Linked DNA regions of Homo sapiens: region 2 is linked to region 1. Evidence: chromatin loops called from intact Hi-C (ENCODE). Cell type or tissue: heart left ventricle. All regions are shown on one strand.

Region 1 (8,000 bases):
CCTCCCGAGTAGCTGGGACTACAGGCGCATGCCACTACGCCCGGCTAATTTTTGTATTTTTAGTAGAGACAGGGTTTCACCATGTTAGCCAGGATGGTCTCGATCTCCTGACGTTGTGATCCGCCCGCCTCGGCCTCCCAAAGTGCTGGGATTACAGGTATGAGCCACCACGCCCGGCCAAGTGTGGATTTCAAAACAAATCAGGGGCTTCCTGGTAGCGCAGACCCTGCAGGTAATCTGGGCATCTTACCTTCTGTCCACGGTAGCCCTTGGGGCCAGAGGGCCCAGGGATTTCCAGGCAGCTCACCTTGTAGCACTGAAACGAGGAAGCAGAGACAGAAGGTTGCATGGGTGGGACATTCCTCAGGTGGCAGGGCAGGGTCTCAGAACGTGTAGCCCACGACTCTCAGCAGGGGCCAAGGAGATGCTGAAATGCCCTGAGAACCTGGGCGGGCGTGAGGGAGCTGTGAGACATGGGGTGCTGTGAGGCTCTGCCCCCATCAGGGACAAGCCAAAGAGTTTGGCTCTCGGTCAGGTGTTCTAGGCAAGTTTAAAAAACCAAGCCTGGCTTAAGCCATGACAGAAAATAGAAGGGAAGAAAGGCCGGGTGCAGCTCACGCCTGGAATCCCAACATTTTGGTAGGCCGAGGCAGGGAGGACTGCTTGAGGCCAGGAGTTAGAGACCAGGCTGGGCAACATAGTGAGATCCCATCTCTACAAAAAAACAATACGAAAGCGATCCTCCCACCTCAGCCTCCCAAGTAGCTGGAACTACATGCGCACACCAGGTATGGTGGCAGGTGCCTGTAGTCCCAGCTACTTGGGAGGCTGAGGTGGGAGGATGGCTTGAGCCTCAGAGTTCAAGGCTGCAGTGAGCCGTGATCGTACCACTGCACTCCAGCCTAGGTGACAGAGAAAGACCCTGTCTCTAAAAAAACAAATATAAAAGAATAAATTTTACAAAAGGATGGAAGAGCAAGGGGCACTGGTGAGGGAGGCACCATTTGTACACGGCAATGAAACCACTGTTACTGAGCAGCGATTCTGAGGCAGGGCACGTTTTTGCAGGAAGCCTCACGGGGGAGATCTCAGATGCCTGCTCCCCTTCCTGAGAGCTGGAGCTGGGACACACAGGGAGGTGGGGATGTCATGGACCCCGATGATGTCAGTTCCTTCTCCCCTGACCTGCTGGGCTGGGCTCGGGCCTCGAGTCCAGGGTGGATGGATCCCACCTGCCCGGAGGCCAGACCCTCGACCTCTCCTTGTAACACGTGCTCTGTGGGTGACCCTAACGCTGACCCTCACGGGATCTAAACAGCCTAGCTTTGGCTGGGAGCCCTTTCTCCAGACTCCAAGGCCTCAGGTCCAACATGGAGCAGGTGACTCCCTCTCCTCTCATCTGTTCCAGCCTGGAGGCGCCAGGAGTCGGCAGCCTGGCGCGGTCATCTCTGCTGGGTCAGCTGCCGGCCAGCACTGGCAGGAAGGGAAGCGCCACTCACCTCTCCGTAGGCTTCGTGTTTCTGCAGAAAAGACAGACATGCTGGTTAGCCGTGTGCCTCGAGACCTGGGGCGGCTGCACCTCGAGTCTGGGTGGGGATGGAGGGACACCTGAGTGGCCCAGGCCCTGCCCGGAGCTTCCTCCTTCGGCCTCCGCACTCACAGAGGGGTAAAGTGAGGCCCGGAGTGGGTGGACGGCCCACCGTGGCCACCCCTGGCGCGTGGACGGTGCTCCCGCCCGCGGCTCACCATGACCTTGATGATGCGGTTGATGGTGTCCTGGTCGATCTCGGTGGAGTCGGGCAGCATGGTGGCGTAGTCGTTGCGGTAGAGCTCGTGCGGCGTGCTGGCGATGTCCCGCAGGCCCTGCTCCTTCAGGTTCTGGTTGGGGGCCACGGCGAAGAGCCGGATGCCCTCCTCGCGGGCCCGCTCGGCCTGCAGCTTGATGCCCCCGCAGGGGCTGCCGGTGACGTGGCCGTCGGTGATGACCACGGCGAAGTGGACGGTGCCCTTGCTGCGGTCCTGCCGGATCTGCTCCGTCATGTTGGCCAGCGCGCAGTCGGTGAAGGTGCCGCGGCGGAAGGAGCTGATGCCCTGCAGGTTCTTGATGAAGGAGGCCCGGTCGCTGCCCGGTGGGCTGAACACCTCCACCTGGTCAGAGAAGTGCAGGCCGCCGTAGCGCCAGCTCAGCGCCACCTGGTCCAGGTAGAACTCGTTCTGCAGCTGGCTGATGAACTGCGGCACGAACTGCTTCATGTGGAAGAGCAGGATGTCCGTGGGGGACTGCATGGTGACGCTCTCCGAGGTGTCCAGCACGAAGTACACGTGGATGGGGCAGTCGGTCTTCTCTGTGGGGCACAGGACCTGTCACGAGCCAGCCTCAGGAGGGACTGCTGTTGGAGCCCCGTTTCCTGGCCCCGTGCCTGTTTGTGGGTTTGACCTCACTGCCCCCGAATGCCAGAGCCCCCGGCCCCCAACCCCTGGCACCTGGGTACTGGTCCCAACTGCCCCCCAAATGCCCAGAGCCCCCGGCCCCCGACCCCTGGCACCTGGGTACTGGTCCCAACTGCCCCCCAAATGCCCAGAGCCCCCGGCCCCCGACCCCTGGCACCTGGGTACTGGTCCCAACTGCCCCCCAAATGCCCAGAGCCCCCGGCCCCCGACCCCTGGCACCTGGGTACTGGTCCCAACTGCCCCCCAAATGCCCAGAGCCCCCGGCCCCCGACCCCTGGCACCTGGGCAGTTGTTGTTTCTCTCGGTAGTGTCCGGCGAGATGACCTCCTGCTGCTGGGCCTGGATGGCCCCCAGGATTCCCCAGAGCAGGAGCACGGAGCAGGTGCCCTGGAGCATCTTGGCAGCACCTGTGGCCCTGAAGTCCTGCAACAGGGGTGGGGGTCGCTCAGACACCCCCAGTGCCTCTCCCCTGGCACCCTCCCCCATGGCAGGCGCACGCACAGCAGGTCAGCGGGATTGGGGGCACTGCCCTCAGTCTTCAAGGAAGCGGGGTCTGCGCCCAGCACACACCGTCACCAGCATCTGGACTGGGGGGCTTGCGCCCTCTTGCCCCACCCTGGGTGGGGTCACAGATGTTTAGTGGGTGCCTCTGGGCTCAGTTTTGGGTGGGATTTGGATGGTTGAGGCCCTTCCATGTCCTCCAGGGCTGGGTGGAGTGGGTAGCTGGGCGCGTCGGCATGGAAGGGAATGGAGCACCACTGTCTGGCGCCCCCCACTGCCTGGGGCTGCCCTGGAAACAGTGCAGAGGGGAGGGCGGGAGAGAGATCCCAGCTTCCCCAGACCGGCTCCCCTGCAGAGCTAGGCACTCTCTCTCCAGCCTGGCTCCATTCCCTTTAAACAGGACTTTGATAAGGAGGGAGGGAGGACTCTGTCAAGTGTAGGGACACAGCCGTCATTAGCCTGGCTTTCCTTTCTGTTGGGTGCCAGGACCCTGGGGCAAACAGATCCAGCCCTTGAACGTCCATCCTCCCTGATGCCCTGTGGCTTGGCCTAAGCTCCAGCTCCAGGAGGCCATCAGGACGGGCCTCACTGTGCTGCTGGCTCCGCAGAGTGGGGCTGGCAGCAGCCGGGCAGCTGGGCAGAAAGGGCACCGGGCCTGGTTCAGAGCGTGCAGTTCCAGGGGTAATGCAGGGATTGGAGTGCCGCCCTCTCCTCGGTGCAGATGGGAGGAGTGTCCAAGCACCGGGACTAGGGGAGGCGCTGCCAGGAGAGGGCCCTGAAGGGTTGCTGTGATTTTGCGGCGTCTGGAGTGGATGAGGTGACCCAGGCCAGACCTGCTCAGCCTGGGGCCCAGGGAGGAATGAAGTCCGTTCCCAAAGGTGCCAGCTCAGGCAGTTTGTGGGTGAGTTTCACAGCTTCAAGGACAAGCACTTCATGCTATTTAACTTGTTTTAGAACATAAAAAGATAAACTTTTTCCCAATTCATTTTTAAATGTTGCATAACCTGTGACCAAAGCTTGATAAAAAAAAAAGTCCCTAAAAGTAACTCTACAGATAAATATCACTATAAATATTACTGATGGCAGCGGCAGCCCATCTGGTGTGGCCGCTGCCATCACACTGGCTGCTCAGGGAGGGCCCATGGAAGAGGCAGACAGGCCCCCAACCCCGCAGACTGCCTCCCTGGGGGCCGCTGCCATGGGGCCGGGCCGGGTGGTGTGCTGGGTGAAGGGGAGCTCACGGCGGTGTTGCCCCTGTCTGGGATGCTGGCCCAGGTCTGGAGACCCTGCCCCAGGCTGCGAGAGGACATGGCCAGGTACCATGCTCCACGGAGCCAGCAGGAGCCGGGGATAAGTGGGATCCCTGCCCCTTGCAGTTTGGCGAGGTGAGAGTTCCCCAGGTACAACTGCCCAAGTCGTGGCTGTGGATCTGGGCCTTCTGCTCCATGGAGGAGGCAGGAGCCAGCCCCCACTCCTGGTGCAGTTTCAGCTGCCCCAACTGGGGCTGCTGACCCAGGCATCGCTGCACTCTTGGGGAGCCAGGGAAGGCCCCTCTTTCCCTTGTAGGCCTGGAGGTGCCTGTTCCCGCTGCCCAGCTTCTTCCCGCTCCCACCACCCACTCCAATCTCAGAGCAGAGTTGGGGCTGAGCCTGGGCACTGTCACAGCCTGGCCGGGTGGGTGCATGCTTGTGGCAGTGCTGACATGCCAGCCCCCTGCTGACTTGGCCCCCTCCAAACTGTGGGCACTGAGAAGTGCAGGAGGGGAGGCTTGGGGGGGTGCTGAGGGTGGCTGGGCACCGGTGCCCCTTGGTACCAGCAGCCTGGGCACCATGGATGGCTGCAGGAGGCAGATAGGCTCCTGGGCAGAAGAGGATGGGTCCCCAGTGAAGCCCCACCTTCAGGCTGGGGCAGGCCTGAAGCCTGGGGGCCGGGTTGCCCGTCCTACGGACCAGAGGGGAACTCAAGGTGCTTTCTTCTGGGCCTGCACATGGCTGCACATGGACCAATCAGCATGCACTTCCCCTCTCTGAGGCCTTTAAAAGCCCCAGGCTCAGTCAGAGCAGGGCAGAGCATGGCACGACCAGCTGCAGAGAGGAGGTGCTCTCTCTGCTGAGAGCTTCAGGACCTGAAGGGATGTCAGGACGACCAGCTGCAGAGAGGAGCTACCCTCTCCAGGGCTTTCTCTCTGCTGAGAGCTGAACACTAGTTGAGATGCCCTGTTTGCAGAGAGGAGACACGCTCTCGAGGGCCTCCTCTCTGCTAAGAGCTGCAGAGACAATGGGATGACCTGCCTGCAGAGAGGAGCCACCCACTCCAGGGCCTTCTCTCTGCTGAGAGCTGAACATTTGACAAGACAACCCGCCGACAAGACAACCCGCCTACAGAGAGGGGCTGCCCCCTGCGGGTCTCCTGTGAGCTCCCCTAACACTCAATAAAGCTTCTCTGTCTTGCACACCCTCCACTTGTCTGTGTACCTCATTCTTCCTGGACACAGGACAAGAACTTGGGCAAAGGCGCCACTGGCCATAGAGGTTTCAGGCCAGAAAAGTGACACCCTAAAAATCCCATAACATTATCACAAAAATTCTAGCCAATATTAAAAACTAAAATCCAATAGCATATTAAGGACCACTATACCAGAACTATAATATGAAGTTAAAGTACAGTGTTGCCACAAACACTAGGGAATACATTAATGTAAGTCACATTAACATAAAATGGGAAAAAATATGCAATTGCTTCAATAGATCCCTGAAACATCAATTTCTAACTAAGAAACAACAACAGCCAGACAAGGTAAAACCTAGTAAGAAATTTAGGAGTAGAATTAACTCTATAAAGGATATACATTTCAAATCAAGAGCTCACATCATATTTTACACAAAAAGCTAAAATAGTGGTTCTTATCTTTGTGGTCATGGACCCTTTTAAGAGTCTACACAATTTCACCTTACACAAATGCATAGATGCTCATATACAGAAATCATGTCCAGGAATTCAGGGATTCCATTCGTAGATCTAACCCTGGGTTAAAAAATCCTGCATTAGAAGAATGCTTACTACAGTACAAAAAAAATGGGGTGGGGGCAAACAGTGCAGATCTTACGCTACCATTCAGTGTTGTGTTGGAAGCCAATGCAATAAGACAGTAAAAATAAAAGTATAACTGTTGGAAAAGAAGAGACAAAACTGTCCTTATTAAAGATAGGATTGTCTACCCAGAAAATCATCTGAACAAAGTTTTTTTAAAAAAGAGAAAAAAAAATATATATATATATAGACAGAGAGAAAGAGAGAAAGAAAGAGAAAGGAGGGGAGATTAGGGAGAGAAAATTTAGTGAGCCACTTAGAAAAATATATCATTGATGAAAAGAGTCAAACTCTGTAAAATATTTTAAGAGATTTATTCTGAGCCAAATATGAGTGGCCATGACCCATGACACAGCCCTTAGGAGGTCCTGAGAACATGTACCCAAGGTGGCTGGGGTGCAGCTCGGTTTTATTCATTTTAGGGAGGCATGAGACATCAATCAAATACATTTAAGAAATACATTGGTTTAATCCAGAAAGGCAGGAAAATTCAAAGCGGGGAGAGATGGCTTCCAGGCTACAGGTAAATTTAAACATTTTCTGGTTGACAATTGGTTGAGTTTGTCTAAAGACCTGGGATCATAGAAAGGAAATGCTCAGGTTAAGATAAAAGACTGTGGAGACCAAGGTTCTTCTGAAGTCTCATAGTGGCTGCCCTTAGAGACAATCAATGACAAGTGTTTCCTACTGAGACCTTTAAAAGCTGCTAGACTCTCGGTTAATCTCTTCAGAATTGGGAGGGCCTGGAAGAAAAAGAGCTAGCTATGTTAACAGAGATTCCTTACAGATGCAAATTTTCCCCAGTAAAGGACAGCTTTGCAGGGCCATTTCAAAATGTGGCAAAGAAACATGTTTTGGGGTAAAATATTTTTATTTTCTTCTTGGTCGTGTAGTGTCATGCCAGAGTCAGATGGAAAGTAAGTCACAGCATATAGGGTTAGATAAAACCATCTGATGAGAATTTATGGTTTGTAGGGCATGACTCCCCAGACCCCTTAGATAAGAATATAGGCAAGATAAAAAAATCAGAGCTTAGTCCTCAACATACAAAAAGTTATTGATTTTCTTCTATCAGTTAGAAGAAACATTTTCTAACAACCAGTTAGAAAATGTTGCAGAAAAATGCTATTTACACTAGTAAGAAAAACAACATAAACCCAAGGAATCAACTGAATAAAAATGTGCAGGACTTATGAAAAAAACTCAAAAAAATTTTTGAGAAATATATTGGAAAGACAAACCTTGTTTTTGGATAAGAAATCATCCCACTATCTTAAACTGATTTAAAAATATCAGTTATTCCTAACTGAATCTATAATAGAATGCAATTTTAATTAAAGTTTCCAAGAAAATTTTTTGCATTTTTGTAGATAGGAGTTTGCAAAATGAATCCAAGTTTTACTTGGTAGAAAAAGCAAGAAGAGTTGAGCAAAATAAAAAATAGAGTGATGAGAAAGCTTGTGCTATCAAATGAAACGATAAAATTACAGTTTTGGTTTTGGTGCTGGAACAGGCCAACACTCCACACAACCATGGGCATAACAACACACGAGAACTTAGGCTATGACATGGTGGCCTTTCAGAGTGGTGGAAGCAGGCTGGGATGAGGGCTCACCCTGTGACTAGAAATAAAGGTACTACCTCACATGGTGCTCCCAAATAAACTCCAGGAAAAGGAAGTATCTGAGTGCAAAACAGGAACCAAAAAGTCTTTGAAGAAAACAGAATGTATAAAATGTCAATGAAAAATCTATAATAATTGTGTACCAGATACTGTCCTATATCCCTTCATTCAACATTCACAATTGGACTTATGGCCTTGGACATAGGTACTATTACCATCCCCACTCCAACAGATGAGGAAACCAAGGCCCAGTGAGGTAACTTGCCCAGGGCACTCAGCTAATAGCTGAGGTCTGAAGCCTGGCAGTGTGGGCTCAAGTCTGCCCTCTTGACAC
Region 2 (8,000 bases), 120 kb after region 1:
CCAAGAAGGGAGCCGTGTACACATCGCCCGGCCCACCTGGCCCACCTGGCCCACCTGGCCCCAGCCATGAGCCTGGTCGGACGCCTGTCCCTGGCCTGTGCCTGCTCAGACGCCTGTCCCTGGCCTGTGGTTAGGCTGATGCTTCCCGATGAGGCCTGTCCGGTGGTTCAAATGTTTACAACTTCCCCACTACCAGACTTGGCCCATTCACCATCCTGACCCCGTGGCCTCCACCAGGCAGACAGGAGGCATCTAGTGTATTGCTCTCTCTACCCCGACTGTGCAAGCACCCAGGCCTGGCTGTGAAGCTCCTGCACCCTTCGTGGTCAACGCCCCAGCAGTCAGGACTGCACACTTGACTGGGGACTTTGCACACGGGCCTCAAGGAGGTCCAGAAGCTCACCAAACTTGGGGTTCAACAGGGGTTAGTCTGGTACCCTGAGATCCTGCCTTGGGAACACGAAAAGGGGGCCAGGAGGAAGGATGGAAAGGAGGTCTCTGTGCCCTGGGCCAGGTAAGTGGGAGGCAGAAGGCCTGGACCTCACCACACACAGTCAGACTGTGCCACAGACAGCAGGAGGCCAGACTGGGCAGTTTCTGCAGAGCACCTCACTGGGGGCACCTCCTGGGACCAGCCCTGAGGGCCCAACTGCTTCTGGCATCCACACAGGGAGAGCCCCATGCTGGGCAGGGTGGAGGGGAGGGGTAAGGCTGGCAAGGGCTGAGCAGGGAGGTTCTGGGAGCAGGGAAAGCCCGGAAGGCCAGCTGGGAGCCCAACGTCCCGATGGACAAATGTGGCTCCAAAGCCACCTATCCACACCCCCGGGCCCCGAAAGGCCCCAGGGAGGCTCCAGGTGAACAAGTGCCTGCCTCAGCCAGGCAACTGTGAGTCATGGGTCACATGGTGCCCTGGTCTCAGGCGTTGGGGGAAACCTCCTCCAGGACAGCAGCCTAGAGACTATTCCCAGACCCCCAGGCATGGGACCCACCAGCCCCTGTGCAGCCTGCCCCACAGCCCTGGAGGCCCTGCAGCCGGCCTGCTCACAGGACTGCCTCTTACCACAACCCTTTGAAAGTGGCTTTGTTTTTTTCTTATAGTGGCTATTGATTACTTTGAAAACTGAACATATAAAACAGGCAGGGTGTGGTTAGAATTCTCCGAGCAAGTCCTGGCCTCTGAACGCTCATTCCCACTGAGACTTTCAGCTACCAAGGTCTGGAGCAGCCTCCCAAGCCTGGAACGTGGCCCTGGGCCGTCCCCTCCCCACAATCTGCCACTGGCTGCATGGCCTCTTCCACGCACTGTGCCCTGCACCTGGCCCTGTCCTGGGTGACCACATGGGAGGTCAGATCATCCTCAGGGCTGGAGCCCCGGGAGCTCAAAGAGCAAAGAGGATCAGAGACTGAGGCCGTGCACTTCCCCAGGAAGGTGTCGGGAGCCCTTTCTGCCCCTGCCGTGAGCGGCACGCAGGACCAGGTGGACGAACGGCCCAGACCCCGCCTGCCAAGCCCTGCCCTGGTCCTCATCTATGACACAGGTATTTTTAACAGCTGTGTAACACCCGTTGGCACCACAAAAGCACGATTTCACCTCGTGCACAGAAATACAAATGTGACTTGCACTGGGACGGCCTCTCCCATCTCCCTGGGTCTGAGGCCCCATCTTGCTGGACGTCTGAGACAGCTGCCGTGCCCAGGGTCTGGCCTTGTGCTCGGTGTGTGGGCAGCTGCGCACATGGAGCCGTAAGGTCGATTTGTCCACAGAAGCAGACAAGCTCGGGAGCACAGACTTGCTGTCTCCGGGCGTGACCGTGTGGAGGCCTTCCTGTCCCCGTGGGGCAGGTGAGCTCCGGGAGGATGCAACGGCCCAGCCCAGCCTGCGGGCAACACCACACTGGAGCCACCATCATGGCAGTCATCAGAATGGGGGAAGAGACAGAAAGCCGTGCGGCGTGCACAGCGATTCCAGAGGCTCGGAGAAGGGAATTTAGAATGAGATGAAAGTGCATTTTCATCCTGACACCCTGGGATTCTGGAAACCTCCATAGCCTCACACTCCCCAGTTGACCTCCAGCCACAGTCATGCCTGGCTCCTGACCCAGAAAAACAGATGCTGACCAAGCTCCCAGTGTCTCCCAGGGGCTCCAACACCTCTTCCTCACTGTGAGGCACCCTTGCCCCGGATGGGCCCCCAGACAGCGCTTCTCCACCTGGGCTGAGCGTCTCAGCGTCAGGCCCCCGGGCGCTGGGCCTGCTCTCAACAATCCACACCAGCCCGGCCCAGGCCGCGCCTCACCCCCTGCAGCCGGCTCCCACGCAGGGACACCCCCGAGATCTACGGAAACACAGAGGCCCTCAAACGGAAATGAACAGACCCCCAGTGCGTGAGCTGCTGGAGCACTTCTACCCCCAAAACCCAAATTGGCCAACGCCCCCCAACCCCACAGCGCTTCCTACCGGGTCTCCAGGGACACCAACGGGGCCTTCTCTTCCCTGATCACCCTGCGGGCCAGCTTCACCCTGAAGAGAAACGAGCCGTGAGTGTGGAGCTGGGCCATCCTTGGGGAGGATGGCTGCCCGGGCACGCTGGGAGCCACAGCATGCTGTCCAGGTGGTCACTGGGCTGTTCCGGCCTTCCCTCCCCGCACAGCCCCTTCCTGGCCTCGCCAAGCGTTTCCTCGGCCCACGTGCGTGGCCATCGGCGTGGCTGGCTATGGCTATCTTCATTCAGGAGGCCGGCAGCTCCTCCTGGGGCCCCAGAGGCGTCCCTGCGTGCATCCCTGCTTCTCCAGCAAGCTCCGTGGACCCGGCAAGTGTTTGTAGCCATGGACTTGTGGCCCGCCGGGAAGCTGGAGCTGCGTGGCTGGCCCTTCCTCTGGGCTCTGCCTGGCTGTCAGTCTCATATCCTGATCTCAGAGGAGTGGGCCTAGAAGGCAGTCTGAGTCACTAAGTCACACGATCCCTGCTTTGACGTCCCCCCGACCCCTCCACGGGGGCTGTGCGCTTCTGGGGAGCTCCCAGGGAGGAGGTCAGAAATCCCCCACCCCCCACTGGGGAGCCAAATCCCTCGGTGGCGGCGACTCTGGCCCCGGCTCAGCTCTCTGGCCCTGCTGGAGCCCCGCCTGTCTGTCACAGCACACGACAGTCGCATGTCTTGATTCTCGGACAAGGGGGCACCCGGGGGCGCTGCCTCTGAGGCCTGGCAGCTCGGCTGGGCACACTAGGGCATTCTCTCCCCTTCACTCTGCCCGCCAGGCCCTGGCTCTCCCTGAGCCGGATGGGACTGAGACGCCCGGAGTCTGCCAGCTGCCCCGCCCCACATCCAGCACAGATTTCCCAGCAAGTCACAGGGACAGAGAAGGGCCCTGTGCTTCTGCACCCTGAGGCTGGGCTGTGGGGTGGCCTAGCGAGGCCCACGGTCCACGGAGCTGAAGGTGGGGGGTGGCCTCTGAGGCCGCCGGCATCTCGGCTCTGGGGTGAGTTTTCCATGTCAAGCCTTCCCAGGCAGGCGCCCTGCAGGCCTAGCTTCCCGTCTGGGGTACTGACCCAACTTCCTCACGCTGGGAATTTTAACTAAGGAAAATTATTCCAAAGAAGAACCCAAGCTCGGATGCAGAAACGTGGAAGCCGCCTGGTGGGAAAGTGGGCACCGGGTCCACGGGCAACGCCTTCACATGAAACAGGTCCCAGCATCAGGCACATGGCTGGGCGCCGGCTTCAGGGGCTGCCCTCCCTGACGGCGTGGGGATGGGCTGGCCACGTTGAGGGGCCACAGGGGCTTCATGATGTGTCCTGTGGCTCTGGAGGCCTGACCCAGCCCCAGCCTCCGCCTGCCCCTTCCTGGGGTGGTTCCCAGCTCCAGGAACTGTGACTCACAGGGTCTCCTCTTGGTCCCCGCGTGCCTGGGGTCCCCCGTGGTCCTCTCTCTCCAGGGCCACCCTGAGTGGAGAGACATGGAGGGGAGAAGCCTCAGCTGCTGGAACTCACACCCAGCTGGGGTGGGGCTTGAGGCCTGGCCTGGACTGACTCCCCCAGCAGGACCCCTGGGAGGGGCCACCCCTCCACCGCATGCCCCACGGTTGCAGAGGCCGGAATCTCCTGGTTCCCCAGGTCCCACCCGCTCTGAGACTGTGGGAAGAGGCATCCTGGACGTGTGGGTGAAGAAACCCATTTGTCTTGGGCAGGAGGCCATGGCTCTCAGTGCTGGGAGGGCCAGACTGGGCCGCAGAGGCCACGTCCACAGCTACATGGTGAGGCCAACAGCGCAGGCTGCCCCTGCCCCACTCACCCGCTCCCCGGGGGCACCGTCAGGTCCTGGGTTCCCCTGGGATGAAGAGAAACAGACGCCGGCGTTAGTCTGGTGGACACACTGCATTTGGTCTCAGGGACGTGGAGTAGACCCCGAGCAAAGAGGATCAGAAGCTGAGGCCATGCACTTCCCCAGGAAGGTGTCAGGAGCCCTCACTCACCTCGTCGCCCGCCTCTCCTTTCTCTCCGGGGGGCCCAGGCTCTCCCGGCTGGCCCTGTGGGGAACAAGGGTTGAATGGTCGCTCCATCTCCTTGACCCTCCCTGGGCCCATACCTGGCATGTGTGGGGGCTGTGAAGCTCCTCACCTCGTCTCCAGATGGTCCCGAGCTCCCTGGTCTCCCCGCCTCCCCGTCAGCTCCAGGCTCGCCCTGGGGAAGACCGGGGGAGTCACACACGCTGGCAGGGGTGTGCACCAGGGGTGCAGCCATCAGAGGCCACATCCAGGGCCTCTCACCCATACTTCAGGCCACTCCCTCTGACCAACACTGTCTGAGCCCAGACCCCCCAGCACCCTCAGCCATCCACAACCCTGCACAAAGACCTCCTGGAATGCTCCAACCTTGTTCCCTGTGAGGCCCAGCCAAGGGCCATCTTGTCTAAGGGGCAGGATTTGGTTCCCATTAGAGAAGGCACAGCTTTGCCAGGCTGGCAAATTGGCAAACTCAAATCTAGGGCCTGGAGGGTAATCTGGGAACTTGAAGATGAGATTTGGAAACCGTCTGCTGGGTTCTAGGAGCTCGTCTGGGAATGTTTGGGGTGGGGTCAGCATTCGCCTTTGTCTTCCCCAACACTTCAGCTTCAACAAAGAAACTCCAGAGAAAACACCAGCAACGGCAGACTCAGCTGTCAGACGAAAAAGCTCCTTCTCCCGCCTCGTGCTCCCGCCCTCCCGCTGCCCACTCGCCCTCCCACCCGCTCACCACCCTCCTCCCGCCCCCGCTCACCACCCTCCCGCCCACTCGCCACCCTCAGTGCCACCCAGCCCATTCTCAGTTCTGAGAGCCATTCTGGGCTGCGGCTCGCAGGCTAGGAGTGACGCGGTGGGGTCCCATCTGTGCCGAGCGAGCGGCAGGTGCGGGGGACAGAATGGCGGAGGCCTGAAGGCCCTCGGGCTGCAGGGAAGGCTCTGGGCGGGAGCGCCACGGCCACTGTCCCCACGGTGGGCACTGTCCCCGCTGCTCCTCTGCCTGCCTCCAGCCTCCACCAGCTCCTCCCCTCTGAGGCCGCACGGGTGGCCGACATGCTCGGACCAGGACTTGCTTCCAGGAGAGGTTTCCAATTCAGCGCTTGGCCAACCGTGAAGGCCCTGGTCCTCCAGGGGCCGCAAGTCACTCACCTTTTCTCCTTTCAGTCCAAAGGCACCGGGGTCTCCCTTGGGGCCAGGGGGTCCTTGAATGCCCTGGAGAAAAGAGGGCAGCATGACACCACCGGCAGAGGCCACCGCGGCCTCTGGCAGCAGCCCCAGACCGCCCAGACAGAAGTCAAAACGGTCCACACGAGGTGCTGCTGACAGCGCTAGTTTTAAAGTATCAGTGAGAGGAAGTGACTTACGTCAAACCCGGGCGAGCCCTTGCAGCCTGGCAGGCCTGGGTACCCCATCTCCCCCTGGAAAGAGGAAGAAAACTAGAAAATCTGACGGCCAAGTGGGTAAACTGAGGCCAATCAACTGTCAGACTTGGTGCCCTCCATGCCCTCCACACCCTCCCTGGAAAGCCCTGCCTAGCAGACACCCCCCTGGGGTCACCTTCACACCGTCCACCCCACTCCTCCCTGTCCCTCCTGCCGGGATCACCTCACCCCATCCCTCCCCGTCCCTCCCCGTCCTTCCCCTGGTCACCTTCACACTGTCCACCCCATCCCTCCCCGGGTCACCTTCACGCCGTCCACTCCGTCCCTCCCCATCTCGCCCCATTCCTCCTCGTCCCTCCCCGTCCATCCTATCTCCCCCCAGTCACCTTCACGCCGTCCACCCCGTCGATGCCACGCTTGCCCTTCTCTCCCTGTGAGGCGGGAAAACGAAGGCAGGAGTCAGATGCAGGTCAGACATGCTGCCGTGGGGGCAGAACTCCCCCCTCCCAGCAGCCCACGCTCACCTTGTAGCCCTTGGGTCCCCTGGAGCCCTGCGGAGACAGGAAGCGGGTGTGAGGGGGTATTTGGGGTGGGGAGGGCAGGGCAAGCCTGGCTTAGGCCCACGCGAGGCAGGGGCTTGGGTGCCCCCAACCCGAGGGGACAACATCACTGCTGAGAATCATGGGGACTGACAGTGATGGGGAGGGGCCGCTCTGCAGAGGGTAACCGCCCGGGGGACCCCCGGCTCCGCAGAGGGTAACCGCCCGGGGGACCCCCGGCTCCGCAGAGGGTAACCGCCCGGGGGACCCCTGCTCTGGGGTGGGGTGAAAGTGACACAGGCGCCTTTGCTGGGTGCCTGGGTGGCTGTCCTTGTCCTTCCAGATGGAGGGGACGGCGAGGGGCGGTGGAGCGGGTCTGCAGGACACGTGGTCTCCTGTCAGGGACACTGTCCTCATCCCCGGGGACACCCTCGTCCAGGATGGCACATCTGCGCCTGGAGAGACCAGCTCCGAGGTCGAGCCTCACTCACCTTCTCCCCACGGCTCCCTTTTTCTCCCTACACACCCAGCGGAAGAAGAGGAAGAGGAAGGCTTGTTAGTGCTGTGCAAGGCTGAGGGCACCACCGGGCTCGGGCCAGGAAAGGGGGGGCACGTACCTTCATTCCCTGGTACCCAACAGGTCCGAGGTCCCCGGGTCTTCCCTGGAACACAGGAGGAGATGGTGAGACACCCCCGGAGGAGCAGGGGCAGGGGCCAGTCCCACCCAGCCCCACACCCCTCCCTCCAGCCCAGGCCTGGTCAGGCCGAGAGAGGGGCCCTGCTGCACGGGGCCCATGGTGCCGAGGCCCTCCAAGGTGGAGCTGGGGGAGGGAAGTCTATGGATAGGATTTGGGCCAAGGAGCCACGGCAGGGGCCCCGGACGGTGCCGGCCTGAGCACCCTGGGCCACCTCCCCACCCAGCCCCTCCCTGGCAGGGGGGCTTACGGGCTGCCTGGGGGGCTGTGTGGAAGGATGGCTGGGCTGTGGCCCCTCCAGGTCTGCTCCCACCCACAAGGAACAGGCAGTGTGACTTTGGCACTCAGAACCCAGCCACTCTTCCGGAAGTTTCCGAGGCCTAGTCGTTCCCCGCCTCCAGCTTCTTAGGGCCCCCACCCCACAGTCAGGCACTCACAGGATCTCCGGCTTCTCCCTTCTCTCCTGGGAGCCCCGGCTTGCCTCGTTCTCCCTGGAACACAAAACAGGTCAAGGTTGGGGCAGCCCCGTTTCTTTCTAAAAAGCTGGCTCACGAAACAGGTTTTTAAAAAGACGCTTCATCCAGCCTTCAGGGATCAAGGGCTTTAAAGCACCTTCCCCATCACATCTGGTCAGCCTGGGTCTGGGAGCTCCAACCCGCACGCCAGCTCCCCCCACTCCCTGCCTTCGTTCCTGTCTGCTCGGCTTTGCTGACCCCCAGGCACAGGTGGGAGGGACGTGCAGCACAGAAGCCCCCCAGGGTCACAGCTCGACCCCCAGGAAATGGCCATGGGACTCGGGCCCACAGCTGCTGGGTTTGATGGTTTTTAGGAGAAGCCAGAAATCTGAGGTCCATGAGCAGCCTCATGGCAAGTTTTAATTATCAGCAG

Evidence for each region. A loop is a pair of places that touch in the nucleus more often than their neighbours do. Peaks named below come from ENCODE experiments on the same cell type or tissue, not always from the same donor. Only the 100,000 strongest peaks of a DNase experiment are listed, where the experiment ranks them.
Region 2: a loop joins it to region 1, with 2.1 times the contacts of the local background. A loop is called at or near these places in 9 of 110 quality-filtered maps.

The regions. Positions count from the first base shown.
Region 1 is chr21:46,106,324-46,114,323 of GRCh38, reverse strand. COL6A2 (collagen type VI alpha 2 chain) reads right to left here. Exons shown (of 28, transcript NM_001849.4): 2 at 2,733-2,874; 3 at 1,747-2,345; 4 at 1,500-1,520; 5 at 251-316. The coding sequence starts at 2,847. It overlaps LOC124905043 (a long non-coding RNA gene), which reads left to right and starts at 2,293. Exons shown (of 2, transcript XR_007067910.1): 1 at 2,293-3,853; 2 at 4,228-5,409. RefSeq lists an enhancer at 6,354-7,113. In heart left ventricle, a CTCF peak has its summit at 3,734 (motif pointing right); DNase peaks (open chromatin) are centred at 1,869, 2,937, 3,223, 3,673 and 1 weaker place; H3K27ac peaks cover 1,500 bases.
Region 2 is chr21:45,988,687-45,996,686 of GRCh38, reverse strand. COL6A1 (collagen type VI alpha 1 chain) reads right to left here. Exons shown (of 35, transcript NM_001848.3): 9 at 7,550-7,603; 10 at 7,035-7,079; 11 at 6,909-6,935; 12 at 6,403-6,429; 13 at 6,265-6,309; 14 at 5,861-5,914; 15 at 5,646-5,708; 16 at 4,615-4,677; 17 at 4,470-4,523; 18 at 4,289-4,324; 19 at 3,877-3,939; 20 at 2,458-2,520. Among named protein-coding and RNA genes, the nearest start is that of COL6A1, 11 kb to the right of the region's middle. RefSeq lists enhancers at 265-1,080, 1,081-1,896. In heart left ventricle, no CTCF peak of the experiment used is centred here; DNase peaks (open chromatin) are centred at 2,256, 3,316, 4,016, 4,126 and 5 weaker places; H3K27ac peaks cover 2,511 bases.